2 separate regions of the Homo sapiens genome follow, and region 1 is linked to region 2. A link is a loop called in an ENCODE intact Hi-C map of the cell type or tissue named here. Cell type or tissue: B cell. All regions are shown on one strand. Links, peaks and the distances in the headings refer to the core of each region. The heading gives the core; the rest is flanking DNA.

Evidence for each region. Hi-C counts contacts between places; a loop is a spot of excess contacts. Peaks named below come from ENCODE experiments on the same cell type or tissue, not always from the same donor. Only the 100,000 strongest peaks of a DNase experiment are listed, where the experiment ranks them.
Region 1: it touches region 2 in a loop (19-fold over the local background); 41 of 110 quality-filtered maps call a loop at or near these places.

What each region holds. Positions count from the first base shown.
Region 1 is chr7:149,621,214-149,629,106 of GRCh38, forward strand. It overlaps the pseudogene ZNF767P. Among named protein-coding and RNA genes, the nearest start is that of TRC-GCA9-3, 11 kb to the right of the region's middle. RefSeq lists silencers at 3,065-3,164, 3,185-3,934. In B cell, for the core only: CTCF peaks have their summits at 3,632, 3,831, 4,031 and 4,486; DNase peaks (open chromatin) are centred at 2,978, 3,538 and 4,488; H3K4me3 peaks cover 1,943 bases; H3K27ac peaks cover 1,578 bases.
Region 2 is chr7:149,494,666-149,502,558 of GRCh38, forward strand. ZNF746 (zinc finger protein 746) reads right to left here and starts at 3,144. Exons shown (of 7, transcript NM_001394198.1): 1 at 2,848-3,144. The coding sequence starts at 2,871. RefSeq lists enhancers at 1-667, 1,462-2,405 and silencers at 2,539-2,598, 2,839-3,508. In B cell, for the core only: a CTCF peak has its summit at 3,127; DNase peaks (open chromatin) are centred at 2,526 and 3,106; H3K4me3 peaks cover 1,657 bases; H3K27ac peaks cover 1,241 bases.

The DNA of each region.
Region 1 (7,893 bases), core at 1,586-6,585, 130 kb after region 2:
AGGCTTGGCCCGCGGCCTCCCCAACCCCAGGGCGCCCCAGGGCTACCTTAGGGGACTCCCCCTTGCTGCCCGGGGGCAGCCGCAGGATCCAGAAGTTCCTGTTGTGCAGCAGGTTCTCCACGTTCTCCAGCCGCCTCTGCAGCAGCCCGTACTCCTGCAGCAGGGTCCCCAGCACGGCCCACTTGCCCTCCAGCTGGTTCCCGAACTCCACGGCTGTCTTCTCGCAATCAGCCAGCTTCTTCTCGGCCATCCCGGTTTGACCTTCTAGGGAAAGCAGGTGAGCAGCCTGCGATTCAATCTTCCTCTCCATGGCCTGAATCGTGGCTGCCATCGTCCACGGAGAAATCTTTCAGAAACAAAAGAGAAACTGGCATCATTCATTCCATCCACTGTCTTCACTGAGCCCCTCTCTCCCTAGGCACGGGGGAGTTGGGCTGGGAGTCCATATGTGTGGACAAGTGGGGCTATCCTATACCACATGCCAGATCTCAGGTTGGCCATCACCTGCTTGGGTATGTTAGGTCTATGTCTGGGTGGGTGCCTTTACTCCAGGCCTCTGCAGCACAATGCAGACCCTTATCACGGTGCTTATCACCCTACACAGTAATTTCCTACCCACGCCTACACTGTTGGCTCCCTGAACATGGTATTGCACCTTTTCACACCACGGTCCTTGACACATGCCTGGCACTCAGTGCAGTTTTGCTACGTATAGTGTGACTTAGCATTGCTCGGTATTTTAGTGGGGAAATGGTAAACTGCAGATTTACTAGAGCCCAGCCTGCACCTCCCCTCATGATTACACAGGAACTGTCTACTGATGATGACCCAGCCAAAAAAAAAAAAAACCACAGCTCGTTCACTGAAACCGCACAAACAAGAGTACTGCTCATTTTTTTTAAAGCATCTTATGTCCCCTTTTAATAAACATAAAAATCTAATGGCCAGTTCCTCTTCCCCCAGGACAGTCTCATTTTGTCCCCTTCCCATCTGCCCCTCCCCACAAGCTAAAATCCCCATGACTGCAAATCTCCATCAGTCCAGAGTTTTTTGACACTGCATGAGCCCTACAAGATTCTTTCTCTTTCCCAATTCCCATCTCCTCAAGGTAAAAATGATGGCTTCAATCATTTTTGTAGCTGTACTAGGAGTGGTGACATACACTCTGGTGAGGAAAATGGACATATGCCACAAACTTACACTTATATATGGGCAAAAACCATCTTAATTCGAGATGAGGGGCTTCCCTGTCCTTGGAAACATTCACATGGTGTATCAGTGACTGGCAGCTGGGGACAAGGAAGAATGAGCACATTTTGCCTTGGGTGGGGAGCTGGACTATTTGAGCCACCCACATCTGAATGTGGGACCTATAGGGCAGAGAGAAGCTCCTGGTATCCATGCCCAAGGATCGACGCCCCCTTACAACATTCTGCAAAATAATTCCTCAACAAAAGGTTGGTGATTGTTTGCAAAATGAAGAAGTGGCTACTAGAAACCAGTGTGGATGCACTCAGGGAAAGTCACTGAGAACTACAATGTGAATAGATACCTCAAAAAATAGAGACAAAAGGAGAGTTTGAGCAGAAGCAGAAAAAAACTTCTCCAGGACAGTACTCAAGGGCCTGTCTGGCTGTTTGGAGGGAAACAGGACCCAAAGAAGGTAGGACTCTAAAAGGTCTTCAAGGCTGGGAGGTTCTGGACAAGCTGAACTGTTTCTAGGCGAAAACCCCAATGTGGATGGCGAGTCTTGCTCTCAAGGAGTAGGTGGTCCTACAAGTACCTGGGTGGGCCCGCTTGGTTCTGGGTTTGAGTCTGCCCTCCACCTAAGGCCACTGTTCCCTCACCTCTCCTTTCTTAGATCAATCCCTGCCACGTGAAGTCGAACGCCAAGAGTTTACTCCAGAAGCTTCCTTTCAACTGGTCACCAGCTCCCCATCCACTGAAATCCTACCCATCCTCCACGTGCATTATTACAGTCTTTGTGTGGCATGAAAGGGACCTCTGCATAAACTACTTTATTAAGAAAATATTAGTCTTTTACTCATGGATAATAAAGTACATGGTTTTCTCACAATTCTGATGGGGCCAGGAAACCCTGTGTAAGGCCTTCACACTATGTGGTGGGAGGTGTCGACTGTGCGCTGCTCACTCCAGCCCAGCTTCTTACTGACAAGTGGCTGGAATATGTGGGGCTGTCCTTGGACTCCTGCCAGGAAGCCGAAACTCTTTGCTTGAGAGGAGCTGATGGTAAGAGGAGCCCGATCCCTCACTGGCCGCCCACCCGCAGGATGAAGTCCTGGCATGCAAGCCCCTTCCTAGTCTCTCTCTGCAGACTCCTTTCCCACTGCCTCCAAACCAAAACCATCTTCTCCAGGCTCATGGACTCCTTTCTGTGCCTGCACACGCCCTGCACTGTCCCGTCTCTCTGCGCCTTTGCCCAGGCACTCCTCCCTCCCTGAAAGCACCACCGGTCTAGCTGGGCCTGAAATCCTAGCCGTCCCTAAAAGCCCGGCTCAAATCACAGAGGCGCAGAGCATCAGGCCAGGAGGGGTGGACAGCGGTACCAAGAGGCCCCCTGACACTCCTTCCCCCGGAGCCCACCGCAAGCTTCCACCTGGGCGCCAACACTCACCCCTTCCTATTTTGCACAATTATTGCCCGCGTACCTGCCTGCCTGGTCCTTGAACACACAGCCACTGTGTGTCTTTTCACACTTCCAGGTGTGCAAGCCTGGGCAAGTTAACTTCTCTAAGCCCCAGGTTTTTCTTTTGCATGACAGAGATAACACCAGTACCCATCCCACAGGCTTGCTGTGAGGACAGAAGGACAGACTAAGGCCTCAACAGGACTTGGTGCAGTACCTGGCTCTATATTCCCTTCCGCGCCGACCCTGGGGAGCTGGGCACGTAAGGGGTGTCGGTATACGCGGATTCGAAGCCTCACAACTCCCAGGTACCACTAAGCCGCTGGGGGGAGCTGGGGGAGGGACCCACAGGCCGAGCGCCAAGCAGAGAAAAGAGCCTCGGGTGGGGGGACGCAGATGTAGGGTTCAGCGGCTGGGGCGGGGGCAGGAAGCCCCGGAGGGGCCAAGGATCTTGGCGTGGGGCGGCCCGGGGCGGGGACAACCGTTCCGCCAGCGCTCGGGCTCGGCCCGGAGTGGGGGGCCCGGCTGGCAAGCGCAGTAGGCCCCGGCAGACGCCGCGGCCCTGTTCCCCGGAGCCCCAGGCGCGGTAGTACGGCTCGGCTCCCGCAGCCCCCGTGTGCCGGGCCCGGGTCGCCCGGGGAATCCAGGCCGCGAGTTCGTGCGCGCGCTGGTCGCCCTTACCGGAGCTGCGGCCGCCTCCTCCATGGCCCTGCGCTGTCCCCCGCGGCCCAGATAAAGTCGTCGCCGCTGCTGCGCGCGGCCCCACGCAGGGCCCGCCTCCCGGTGCTCTCCGCAGGCGGCGCCCGCCCAGCCCTGTCTCTGCCGCCGCTGCTCCCTGACTGCCCCTGCCCTGCGCCGCCCGCAGTTGCGTCAACGCCTTTAGCGCCCGGCCGGTCCGCACTGTATCCTGGGAGCCGGCGCGGCCGACGAAGGCACATGAGGCTTCCTGGAGGCAGGCAGCCGCACAGCCCCACCTGCAGCTCCGGAGGCGAACTGCAGGCGCGACCCCGCCTGGCCCGCGCCCGGGAGCTGACCCCGCGACCCCTGGCCGACCCCTCGCCCCTTCCCCGACTGCCGCGTGTGCGCGCGCAGTCACTGCGCTGGCCCCGCGACCCAGGCCGAGGGACTCGGTTACCGAAAGAGTCCCCCTCATAAGACCCGCCTGGCCGCGCCCGCGGGCAAGCAGGGGCTTCCAGGCAGGGCCCTCCCCGGTGACCGCGGGCAGTGTGGCCCCCTCGCCCAGCTGGGCCCCGGCGCGGCCGAACAGGCACTTCTGCCGCCCGAGGTCCTGGGCCTGGAGGTTTGGGCTGTTTTCGGGGGGCAGCTGTAACTCATCCCCATCTGTGTTTGAAGTGGAATAAATACTTCGAACAATAGGAATATACCGGTAGATGCTACTTAGCATTTTCTACCATGTGTTTATTACAGTAAATATTTTTTAATGGCATGAGCAATGGAACGCAATACCATCATTGAACATTATTTTGGGGAAGAAATTGGTATGGACAGATGTTCATGATATTTTAAGAGAAAAAGCCTGTCCAGAACGATCCTGTCTTTGTTTTAAAATTAACACTTTAAAACAATATATGACATCATATGTAGTATTATATACCGTGTATATGTGTATCTATAGTTTTGAAAGTTTGGAAGCATACAAATGTCAACATAGACTAAGTAGTTTTCTTTAATAGAGCACAGGCCGTTTTTACGCATTTTATTTTCCCAATTCATGTTTTTATTTTTCAATAACAAGGATAGTATTTTTAAACGAGAGAAAAATAAACATTTAAAAGTCCTTAAGAGGCTGAGGATGGAGGGCGCCTTGGACGGGGGCCCCCACGTGGTTACAGAGGCGCATTGCCTTTCAGATTCCTGGGCTGAGTGGGGCTCTTTCCAGCTGGGGAACCTGCGACATGTGATGTGGGGTCTATGGGGCTTGCCAGGCCTAGGGACCGGGATCTGAACATTCTCCCCTAGTTTCTCTTCATCAGCGTGGGCTGTACGTTCAGTGTATAAAAATGGAATTGCCCCAGGAGTCGTGTGGGCGAAGACCTTACTCATAGTGTTGCCGATGCTCCTGCGTCCGACTTGCTTCTTTGGGTCGCAGGCACAACCTAGCTATTCTCTGATGCCTCTCATCTCTGGGCGATTGTCCCTCAAATGAGGGGGTTTAGAGATTTCCTGCCTGGAGCCTTTGGCATCATTTTGTCTTTTGGAGTAAATCCGACAAAGGGTAAAATCACCCTACTCACCCCGTGAGCTGTAGGAGAATGTCCCTGGACCTGCCCCAGGTTTTTCCTGTTTTTTTTTTTTTTTCCCTTCAGCTCTTCCACGTGATTCCTTCCCCTCTCAAGTAACACATCTCCTCTCCTAGGGGTGGACTCGTGTTTTATGGGTCTGCAGCTTGTGTAATCAGGAAGAACATTATTAAGTAAAAGCCTCATAAAATTACAAATTTAGAAGGAGGCACAGAGCTGGTGCAGGAAAGGCACTCTGAAGCTTCCTTAGCTTCACTGTAATGTCCTGGATTAAAAAAAAAAAAAAGCCAGCCTTGTCTAGGCTGGGACATGTGCACCACGGAGATTGTAGGGGGAACTGGGAATCAGGAGACCTGTCAGTTCTGTCATTAACCAGTCGAGACCCTTGGGCAAGTCAGTCAGCCCTTGCCTCACATGTAAAGTGAGGAGATTGGAGTAGATCATTCTGCAAATGTCCCTGAGTCCAGCCTTCCTTTCACCACTTGATACGGGACCCAGTAGAAGACCACCGCTTCCTCTCTCACTGTGGCCTTTTTGCGGGTCACCCTGCATGATAATTTACCTCTATTATCAAGACAACAATGTGTTGGCAAGTCCCTGCCATGTTGCCTGGAAGAGCTACTCCCGGATTACCTTGGAAAAGGGCCTTATTCCTGTTTGAGGAGACAGAGGTGTCATCTCCATGGCAATATGGCCCCTAGGGGAACTAGTGCTTTCATGGTGTGTCCCATGGTGTGTGCTGGAGGATGTGAGCAGTGGGGCAAAGTGCGGTCTGGACTTAAGTGACCATCTGTGTGTCCCTTGAAGGAATTTAACATCATAGAAATCACTGTGGAATTCAGTGTTTCCCAGGTCCTCGGACCAGAAGTGGAGAGGAGTGGCTGGCTTTGCTGCCTTCTGAGAAGGCTGCCAGGGCTACAAGGCAAAAGGCCTGTGGGTAAAGGAGAAAATTCCAGTAGAAGGAAAAGACAGTTCACAGGAAGGGACAGTTTACCAGCTCCTGTGACAAGAGAAGAGGCGGGGCCTTGGCACAGCTGAGGAGGTGAAAACGAGCTTACCCAAGTGTTACTCCACGTGTTCCTTCTAAGAGGGACAGGGCTCTGCTTGCCATCGGAAAGGTCACGTGGGAGGCTGGACGCAGTGGCTCATCCCAGAGCTTTGGGAGGCCAAGGCAGGAGGATCGCTTGAGGCCCCGAGTTTCAGACCAGCCTGGGCAACATAGTGAGACGTCTGCTCTACAAAAAAATAAAAATAAAAAGTATTAACTGGGTATGGTGGCACACACCTGTGGTCCCAGTTAGTTGAGAGGCTGAGGCGGGAGGCTTGCTTGAGCCCAAGAGTTGGAGGCTGCAGTGAGCTATAATTGTTTCACTGCACTCCAGCCTGGGTAACAGTAGAATACCCTGCCGCTTAAAAAACAATGAAAGAGTCAAGTGGGGTTGTTCTCCTGCAACATTTTTTGGTCCTTGAAACTAGGTTAACATTGGTCCTTTTAAGGCTTTTGGGGATTCCAAAATCTACTCAGCTACCACCTTCTCACTATTTCTTGGAGTTGCTTCTTCTCCATCATTCTCCATGTATATTAACTGAAGAAGTAGAGCTGGAAGAATCATCTTTTGTCGTAGATTGCAGTTGTGTTGAAAGTGCCCTGAATGGAATACTGGGCCAGGAGAGCCAGACGCAACTCTGTCATTAAGTGTGTTAGAAAAGACACCTCAGTCACATGGAGTTTCTTTTGTAGGTGCCCACCGTGACAGGCACTAGAGGTTGACTCTGAAGGTCATTCTAGCAGTGCTTTTCCAGGCTGCTGCCCCAACCCAGGGACTCACGGCAGGGAAGACACAGGATCCGGGGTACCTGAGGAGGAGACACTGCCTCTTGTTATGCACAAGGTCAATGAGTTCTCACTCAGGCGGGTCTGGCAGCTCCTATGAGCTTCTATTTTGAAGTGGCAACTCATAGGTTCCTGGTAATCTGGGTATGGCTATAAAAGTCAAAGATATTAACTAACCCACACAATAGCAGGACACAGTATAGCTCAGGGGTAGAGTATTGGACTGCAGATCCAACAGGACACCAGTTCAAATACAGATAACCCCTCTGGCTTTTCAATTTTGACATTTTAAATAGGTGCCTACATTTTAACTTCTTTTCTATTAGACACTAGGGTAAAGATTTCATTTTTTCTGGAACCAGCAAATGGTGAGGGTAGAATGTGGTGGTTTTATACATTTTAGGGAGACATGAGACATCAGTCAATATGTGTAAGATGTACATTGGTTAGTTCTGGAAATGTGGGACAACTTGAGGTGAAGGCAGGACAACTGAAAGCAAGGAGGGGGCTTCCAGGTCACAGGTATATAAGAGACAAATGGTTGCATTCTTTTGAGTTTCTGATGAGCCTCTCCAAAGGAGGCAATCAGATATGCACTTATCTCAGTGAGCAGAGGGGTGACTTTGAATAAAATGGGAGGCAGCTTTGCCCTAAGCAGTTCCCAGCTTGACTTTTCCCTTCAGGTTAGTGATTTGGGGGCCCCAAGATTTATTTTCCTTTCACATTTAAGTGTACAGTACTTGAAACTGGACCTGGGGCTGGGTGCGTTGGCTCACACCTGTAATCCCAGCACTTTGGGAAGCCAAGGTGGGCGGATCACGAGGTCAAGAGTTCGAGACCAGCCTGGACAACATGGTGAAACCCCATCTCTACTAAGAATACAAAAATTAGCCGGGCGTGGTGGCACGTGCCTGTAATGCCAGGTACCGTGGAGGCTGAGCAGGAGCATCTCTTGAATCTGGGAGGCAGAGGTTGCAGTGAGGTGGAGGTTGCAGTGAACCAAGATTGCGCCATTGCACTCCAGCCTGGGCAACAGAGCGTGACTCCGTCTTGGAGAGAAAAAAAACAAACAAACAAAAACTGGACCAGAACAGCATCTTCCAGGAACAAAGGCTGTTTCAGCATTTCCTAGTTGTCTTAATTTGTCCCCT
Region 2 (7,893 bases), core at 1,020-6,019:
TTGGGTATGTTAGGTCTATGTCTGGGTGGGTGCCTTTACTCCAGGCCTCTGCAGCACAATGCAGACCCTTATCACGGTGCTTATCACCCTACACAATAATTTCCTACCCACACCTACACTGTGGGCTCCCTGAACATGGTATTGCATCTTTTCATACCACTGTCCTTGACACATGGCAGGTACCCAGTGCAATTTTGTTACGTAAACAGTGACTTAGCATTGCTGGGCATTTTAGTGGAGAAATGGTAAACTGCAGATTTACTAGAGCGCAGCCTGCACCTCCCCTCATGATTACACAGGAACTGTCTACTGATGATGACCCAGCAAAAAAAACAGCTGGTTCACTGAAACGGCACAAACAAGAGTATTGCTCAATTTCTTTTTTCTTTTTTTGTTTTTTAAAGCATCTCATGTCCCCTTTTAACAAACATAAAAATCTAATGGCCAGTTCCTCTTCCCCCAGGACAGTCTCATTTTGTCACCTTCCCATCTGCCCCTCCCCCACAAGCTAAAATCCCCATGACTGCAAATCTCCATCAGTCCAGAGTTAGGCTTTTTGACACTGCCTGAGCCCTACAAGATTCTTTCTCTTTCCCAATTCCCACCCCCTCAAGGTAAAAATGACGGCCTCCGACATTTTTGTAGCTGTACCAGGAGCAGTGACATACCCTGCAGTCTGGTGAGGAAAGTACATATATGCCACAGTTAGACTTGTATATGGACAGCAACCATCTTAATTAGAGACGGGGGCCTTCCCTGTCATTGGAAATGTTCACATGGCGTATCAGTGACCGGCAGCTGGGACAAGGAAGAATGGGCACATTTTGCGGTGGGTAGGGAGCTGGACTGTTTGAGCCACCCACATCTGAATGTGGGACCTACAGGGCACAGAGGAGCTCCTGGTATCGGGACCTGAGGATCAACGCCTCCTTACAACATTCTGCAAAATAATTCCTCAACAAAAGGTTGGTGATTATTTCCAAAATGAAGAAGTAGCTACTAGAAACCAGTGTGGATTCACTTAGAGAAAGTCACTGAGAACTAGAATGCGGATGGACAGCTCAAAAAATAGAGACAAAAGGAGAGTTTGAGCAGAGGGAGAAACAAACTTGTCTAGGACAGTGCTTAAGATACTATCTATTTGGAAGGAAGCAGGACCCAAAGAAGGTAGGACTCTAAGGGGTCTTCAAGGCTGGGAGATTCTGGACAAGCTGAACTGTTTCTAGGCGAAAACCCCAATGCGGGTGGGAGTCTTGCTCTCAAGGAGTAGGTGGTCCTACAGCACCTGGGTGGGCCAGCGTGGTTCTGGGCTTGAGTCCACCCTCCACCTAAGGCCACTGTTCCTTCCCTCACCTCTCCTTTCTCAGATCAATCCCTGTCACGTGATCCCAGACGCCAAGAGTTTACTCCAGAAGCTTCCTTTCAACTGGTCACCAGCTCCTTATCCACTGAAATCCTACCCATCCTCCACGTGCATTATTATGGGCTTTGTGTGGCATGAAAGGGACCTCTGCTAAACTACTTTATTAAGAAAATATTAGTCTTTTACTCATGGACAACAAGGTGCATGGTTTTCTTACAGTTCTGATGGGGCCAGGAAACCCTGTGTAAGGTCTTCACACTATGTGGTGGGAGGTGGCGACTGTGCGCTGCTCACTCCAGCCCAGCTTCTTACTGACAAGTGGCTGGAATATGTGGGGCTGTCCTTGGACTCCTGCCAGGGGAGCTGAAACTCTTTGCTTGAGAGGAGCTGATGGTAAGAGGAGCCGGATCCCTCATCCACTGCCCACCCGCAGGATGAAGTCCAGGCATGCAAACCCCTTCTTAGTCTCTCTCTGCAGACTCCTTTCCCACTGCCTCCAAACCAAAACCATCTTCTCCAGGCTCATGGACTCCTTTCTGTGCCTGCACACGCCCTGCACTGTCCCGTCTCTCTGCGCCTTTGCCCAGGCACTCCTCCCTCCCTGAAAGCACCACCGGTCTAGCTGGGCCTGAAATCCTAGCCTTCCCTAAAAGCCCGGCTCAAATCACAGAGGCGCAGAGCATCAGGCCAGGAGGGGTGGACAGCGGTACCAAGAGGCCCCCTGACACTCCTTCCCCCGGAGCCCACCGCAAGCTTCCACCTGGGCGCCAGCACTCACCCCTTTCTGTTTTGCACGATTATTGCCCGCGTACCTGCCTGCCTGGTCCTTGAACACACAGCCACTGTGTGTCTTTTCACACTTTCCAGCTGGGTAAGCCTGGGCAAGTTAAGTTCTCTAGGCCCCGGGTTTTTCTTTTGTATGACAGAGATTAACACCAGTACCCATCCCACAGGCTTGCTGTGAGGACAGACTAACGCCTCAACAGGGCTTGTGGAAGTGCGTGGCTCTATATTCCCTTCCGCGCCGACCCCGGGAAGCTGGGCACGTAGTGGGAGTCGGTGTATGCGGATTCGAAGCCGGACACCTCCCAGGTGCCACCAGGCCGCTGCGGGGGAGATGGAGAGGGACCTACAGGCCGAGCGCCAGGCAGAGAAAGGAGCCGCGGGTGGGGGGGCACCCAGAAGGAGGGGACAGCGGCTGGGGCGGGGGCAGGAAGCCCCGGAGGGCCCAAAGAACTTGGCGTGGGGCGGCCCGGGGCGGGGACAACCGTTCCGCCAGCGCTCGGGTTCGGCTCGGAGTGGGGGCCCGGCCGACGGGCGCAGTAGGCCCCGGCGGACCCCGCGCCCCATTCGCGGGAGCCCCAGGCCCGGTGGTCCGGCCCGGACCCCGGAACCCCTCCCCAGGGCCTGCGGCGCCGTGTGCCGGGGCCGGGCCGCCTGGGGCCCCCAGGCCGCGAGTCCCTGCGCGCGCGGGTCGCCCTTACCGGAGCCGCGACCGCCTCGGCCATGGCCCTGCGCTGTCCCGCCCGGCCCGGAGGAAGTCGTCGTCGCCGCCGCCGCGCGCGGCACCACGCAGGCCCGGCCGCCCGGTGCTCTCCGCAGGCGGCGCCTGCCTGGCCTTTCCTCTGCCGCCGCTCCTCGCTGGCTGCCCCTGCGCCGCGCCGCCCGCAGTCGCGCCGCCTCCGTCAGCGCCCGGCCGGTCCACACTGCATCCTGGGAGCCGGCGCCGCGGCCCGGCAGACGAAGGCCCGTGAGGCTTCCTGGAGGCAGCGCGGCCGCACAGCCCCACCTGCAGCCTGAGAGGCGAACGGCAGGCGCTGCGCCCGCCTGCCCGCGGCCCCGCCCCGCCCCGCCCAGCCCCGCCCGCGGGGCCCGACGGGAGGACCTAGCGACCCCGGGCCGACCCCGCGACCCCGCGACCCCGCGACCCCGGCCGGACTGCCGAGCGCGGGGGGAGTCACTGCGCTGGCCCCGCGGCCCAGCCCGAGGACTCGGTTATTGAAAGGGTCCCCCTCATGGGACCCGCCTGGCCGCGCCCGCGGGCGAGCACGGGCTTCCGGGCAGGGCGTCCCCCGGGTGACCGCGGCCAGGGCGGCCCCCTCGCCCTGGGATGCCCGGCTCCCCTTCCCCCGCCCCACGGGCACTTCTGCTGCCCGAGGTCCTGGGTCTGGAGGTTTAGGCTATTTTGGGGAGGACAGATGTAACTCATGCCCACCTGTGTTTGAAATGGAATAAATACTTCCAACAACAGGAATATAGTTCGGTAAACCCCGGTAGGCAACCACTTAGCATTTTCTGTAATGGGTTTATTACAGTAAATTTTTTTAATGGCATGAGCAATGGGACGCAATACCATCATTTAAAATGATTTCGGTGAAGGTCTTGGTAGGAACAGATGTTCATGATGTTTTAAGAGAAAAAGCCTGTCCAGGACGATCCTGTCTTTGTTTTAAAAATAACATTTTAAAACAATATAGGACATATGTAGCGTCATATACTGCGTACATGTATAATTACAGTTTTGAAAAGTTTGGAAGCATATATATCAACATGGCCTCAGTAGTTCTATTAAAGGTCTATTCCTTTAATAGACCACGGGCCGTTTTTATGCCTTTTCTAATTTTTTCCAATTCATGTTTTTATTTTTCCATGACAAGGATAGTATTTTTAAACAAGGAGAGAAAAATAAAAATTTAAATGTTCTCAAAGAGGCCAACCAGAGCAGGGGAAGGAGGGCGCCTTGGACGGGCCCCCACGTAGTTTCAGAGGCTCATTGCCTTTCAGGAACACGACTTGCTCATCTGTGTATTCCCCAAGACTAACTAGCCAACTGCCTAGCACACACTGATAAGAAAATATGTGAGAGATCTGTAATCTTTTTCAAAGAAGGCAGACCTTACAGAATAGATAAAATTTGAGCTGGATCTTGAAGAATTGGCAAAATATTGATAGGCAGAGAGCATTTCAGACCAGAGGGTGGTAGTAGAGGTGTGAGCTGGATGACAGCCCAAAAAAAAATTGATGTAGGAAGATATAAAGCATTTTAGGGCCGGGCGCAGTGGCTCACGCCCGTAATTCTAACACTTTGGGAGGCCAAGATGGGTGGATTGCCTGAGCTCAGGAGTTTGATACCAGCCTGAGCAACATGACAAAACCCCGTCTCTACTAAAAATAGAAAAAATTAGCGAGGCGTGGTGGCACGCACCTGTAATCCCAACTACTGGGGAGGCTGAGGTACGAGAATCGCTTGAACCCGGGAGGCAGAGGTTGCAGTGAGTGGAGATCACACCACTGGGTGACAGAAATACAGTGCATTAGAAATAAAGAGACATTTTTAGTGTGCAATTTAAAAAGTTCCCTTTTGACAGGCTGAGTCGGATATGCCAGGGTCATCTCTAGGTAGTAATTTCCAAGCCTGGCTCTCAGAGCAGCTGCATCAGTCTCTGGGGAAGCTTGTGAAGGATATGGATTTCTGGATCCCATCTCATATCTACTGAATCAAAATGTCTTTGGGATGGGTCCTGAGTAATGTGGAGAAAACTTATTTTAAAAGAAGGTCTCTTTTTAACAAGTTCCTTGTAGGGGTTGAGGTAAGGGTGAAGCTGGGGCTCTGCAGACAGCCAAGTTAGGGTAATGATGACTTGCTCTGTCCTCCACTGAAGACAGGCATCTATTGCAGAGCATCTCTGGTGCTGGTTTTCCAGCCTCTATTTGTAAAAAGAACGAAGATAAACCTCCTTGGATTGATATATGAGGCTTCCAAAGCCTTTCCCTCCATTTTGGGCACAGGTGTCAAAAGCAGGCATGAGAGTTTCCACTCCTGTGCCTTTCCTCATGCTTTTCCCCTCTCCTCTTGCCCACCCGAAGTTCTCACACCTTTTCCAGACCAGCATATGCCCTAATTCTTCCAGTTAAGTCTCTCCATGCCAATCACGGCTGCAGCAAGCTCTGCATTGTCCCAACTCTAATAATTTTTATTCTCGGTGCCATTCATATGGCACTGAGAAAAAAATTACAATACAAGGTAGTAGTTCCTAACTCACCTCTTGGATTATAAGTTCCCTGAGAGCAGGGACTATATCTTATTTCTCTTGTCTCTCCTGCAGTGCCTAATACTGGGCAGGTTTAGGCAACATAAAGTAATGATTTAGTACAAGTCTTAATTGATTGCTCTGTGTGGTGTGATCAACTGTGGTCCAAAGAATCATCCCCTCCTCTGCTCTAATACTTCTGCAGCCCCTACCATCTCCACCTTCCTGCTGAGTATTCCTAGAAGAAAAATCATAAAGCATTTTCAACACACCCAGAAGGAGCCTGGAAGGGCTAGAGAACATGAGACCACATGTCAACTCAAGGTGTCAGGGAGGCAGGAAGTGTGTGGTTCATACTGCACATAGACTGTGTAGATGTAGGGACTATGGACCCATGCACCCCTATGAGTGCTTCCTATACTCCAGCAGGTACAGCAGAACAGGTGGACCTCTATTTTTCCAGCTGCTCCCTTAGGCCTGAGCTTTTCCCCTGGGACCAGGCACACAGCCTAAAAGTTCAGGCTTGGGGTTTTCAAAAAGACTGTGGTAATCATTGCTGCCCACTAAATATTTCCAGCTGGTTTCTCTTGAAGACCATGGCTGGATGGCACTTCCTGGTTTCTTCTGGCTGGGTTGGACCATGTGACAAGTTCTGGCTGATGTTTTTTCTTTCCCTCTACTATGGTAACCCAGCAATATTTGAGGAGGTGGGTGCTGTATTTGCCTGCATCCTGGAGGTGGGGGACATTGAGTAGACTCCCCAGCCATCCCATGATGAGCTACTTACAGCATGAACATGAAACTTTTTGTTGTAACATGGTTTGGGGGTTGCTTGTTCCACAGTTTAACCTAGCCTATCCTGACAGATACAAAGGCATGGTGAAAGTTGGCCAGGCATTGCAGCAGGCATCCTTGGGCTCCAGGTGGTGTCTGCTCGAGCTTAACTTCCCTTACATTGTCTGAGTGCTCTCACATTGAGCGTTACCCTGCAGCGGTTAGATGTGGTGAAGTGCTGGAGAACTTGCAGCTGGCCCTGGAGTCTCTCCCATGGAGCCAGTGCCAAGTTCCTGCCTCAAATCCCTCAGTGAAATTTGCAGATGCGGATGGTCAGGGCCATGGCTCTGAGAAGCTACCTCCTTTCCTTCTGCTGGGAGCTGGGAGACTCACAGTCCTCTGGGGTTGGCTGGCTGGAGGCCAGTGCCTCAAAAATATTCTATACCAGAGCCCTTGAGTACAGAGAAAAGTGAATGTATGTCCTGTGGGTCTGGACGCTGCCTGAAATGGCCCTTGGTGAGCCAGAAGGTGTGATAAATTGTCATACTTTAACAATCCATTAAATCTTGTCTCCTTTATAAAACTTCTGTGCTTGTTTTAATTTTAAAAGATTATTTTGATTTATTGACCAGAGTAAAAAATTTATTTGATGTTTCAAAACCCCTCTCTTGCTCCTGAAATGGGAACAATTCCCTCATCCGCCTCTCAGGGTGTGAGATGGGGGCTGCAGCTCACTTTGTCAGTGCCCCGCTGCTCAAACCTCTAGCGGGAGCATGTAGGCAGGCAGGCTGTGGGGCTTATCACAAGGACAGAGGGCTTTCTGTATCCTGGGGTTCTTGCCTTAGTGTGCCAGAAAAATTAGATCACGCGTGGGCTTGGGGGATGGGTGCAAGGCTTTTTATTAAGTGGTGGCAGCTCTCAGTGAGGTGGATGGAGAGGCCAGAAGGAGGATGGAGTGGGAAGGTGGCCTTTCCCTGGAGTCAGGCCACCCAGTGGCCGGGCCCTCCTCCGACTGGCCTCTGCTGAACTCCGTGTCGTCCCGTCATAGATGGCCTGCCGGCGTCTGCTGGTGTCTGCCCGTGTGTTCTTCTGCTGTTGAGTTCCTCTCGATGTCCAGCTGCTCGTGTCCGTGCCCACTAGGGTCTCAGGATGTTTAAAGGCACAGGATGGGGTGTGTGGCAGGCCAGGGTGGTCTTGGAAATGCCACATTTAGCCACAGAAACAGAAATACCTGTCCTCACCTAGGTCAGTGGGCACAGGCCTGAGGGTAGAGCCTTTGCCAGGGACCCTGCCTTTCTCTACCCAGCACTTTCCTGCCTCCCTCCTGTATCACTCCCACATCCCTCCTCACCCTGGACCTCCCTTTCAGGGGGTCCGTGCCTCCGTCTGAGAAGCATAGCTCCAGGCATCTCAGGTGTTGCTGAGTTTCCACCATGATGGCATCACCCTCTGCCAACCTGGAGGTAAGATCCTGATGTGGCATTAGAAAGCCAGGGGCAAGGTGGGCAAGTGGCAGATGTGTGGAGGAAGTTTCAGTGCCCTGGCATCCATGATTGCCTTTCAAGTTTTCTAGAAGCGTCCATAGCCTCAGTTATTCTGATATGGTGATGTTAAAACCTGCCTACACCTAGGGTGTTTATGACTGACAACAGCTTAGAGAGTGACCCGTCCCAGGGCCCTGGCATCTTCTCTGGGGTCAGAACTTTGAGCGACAGGAATGAACAA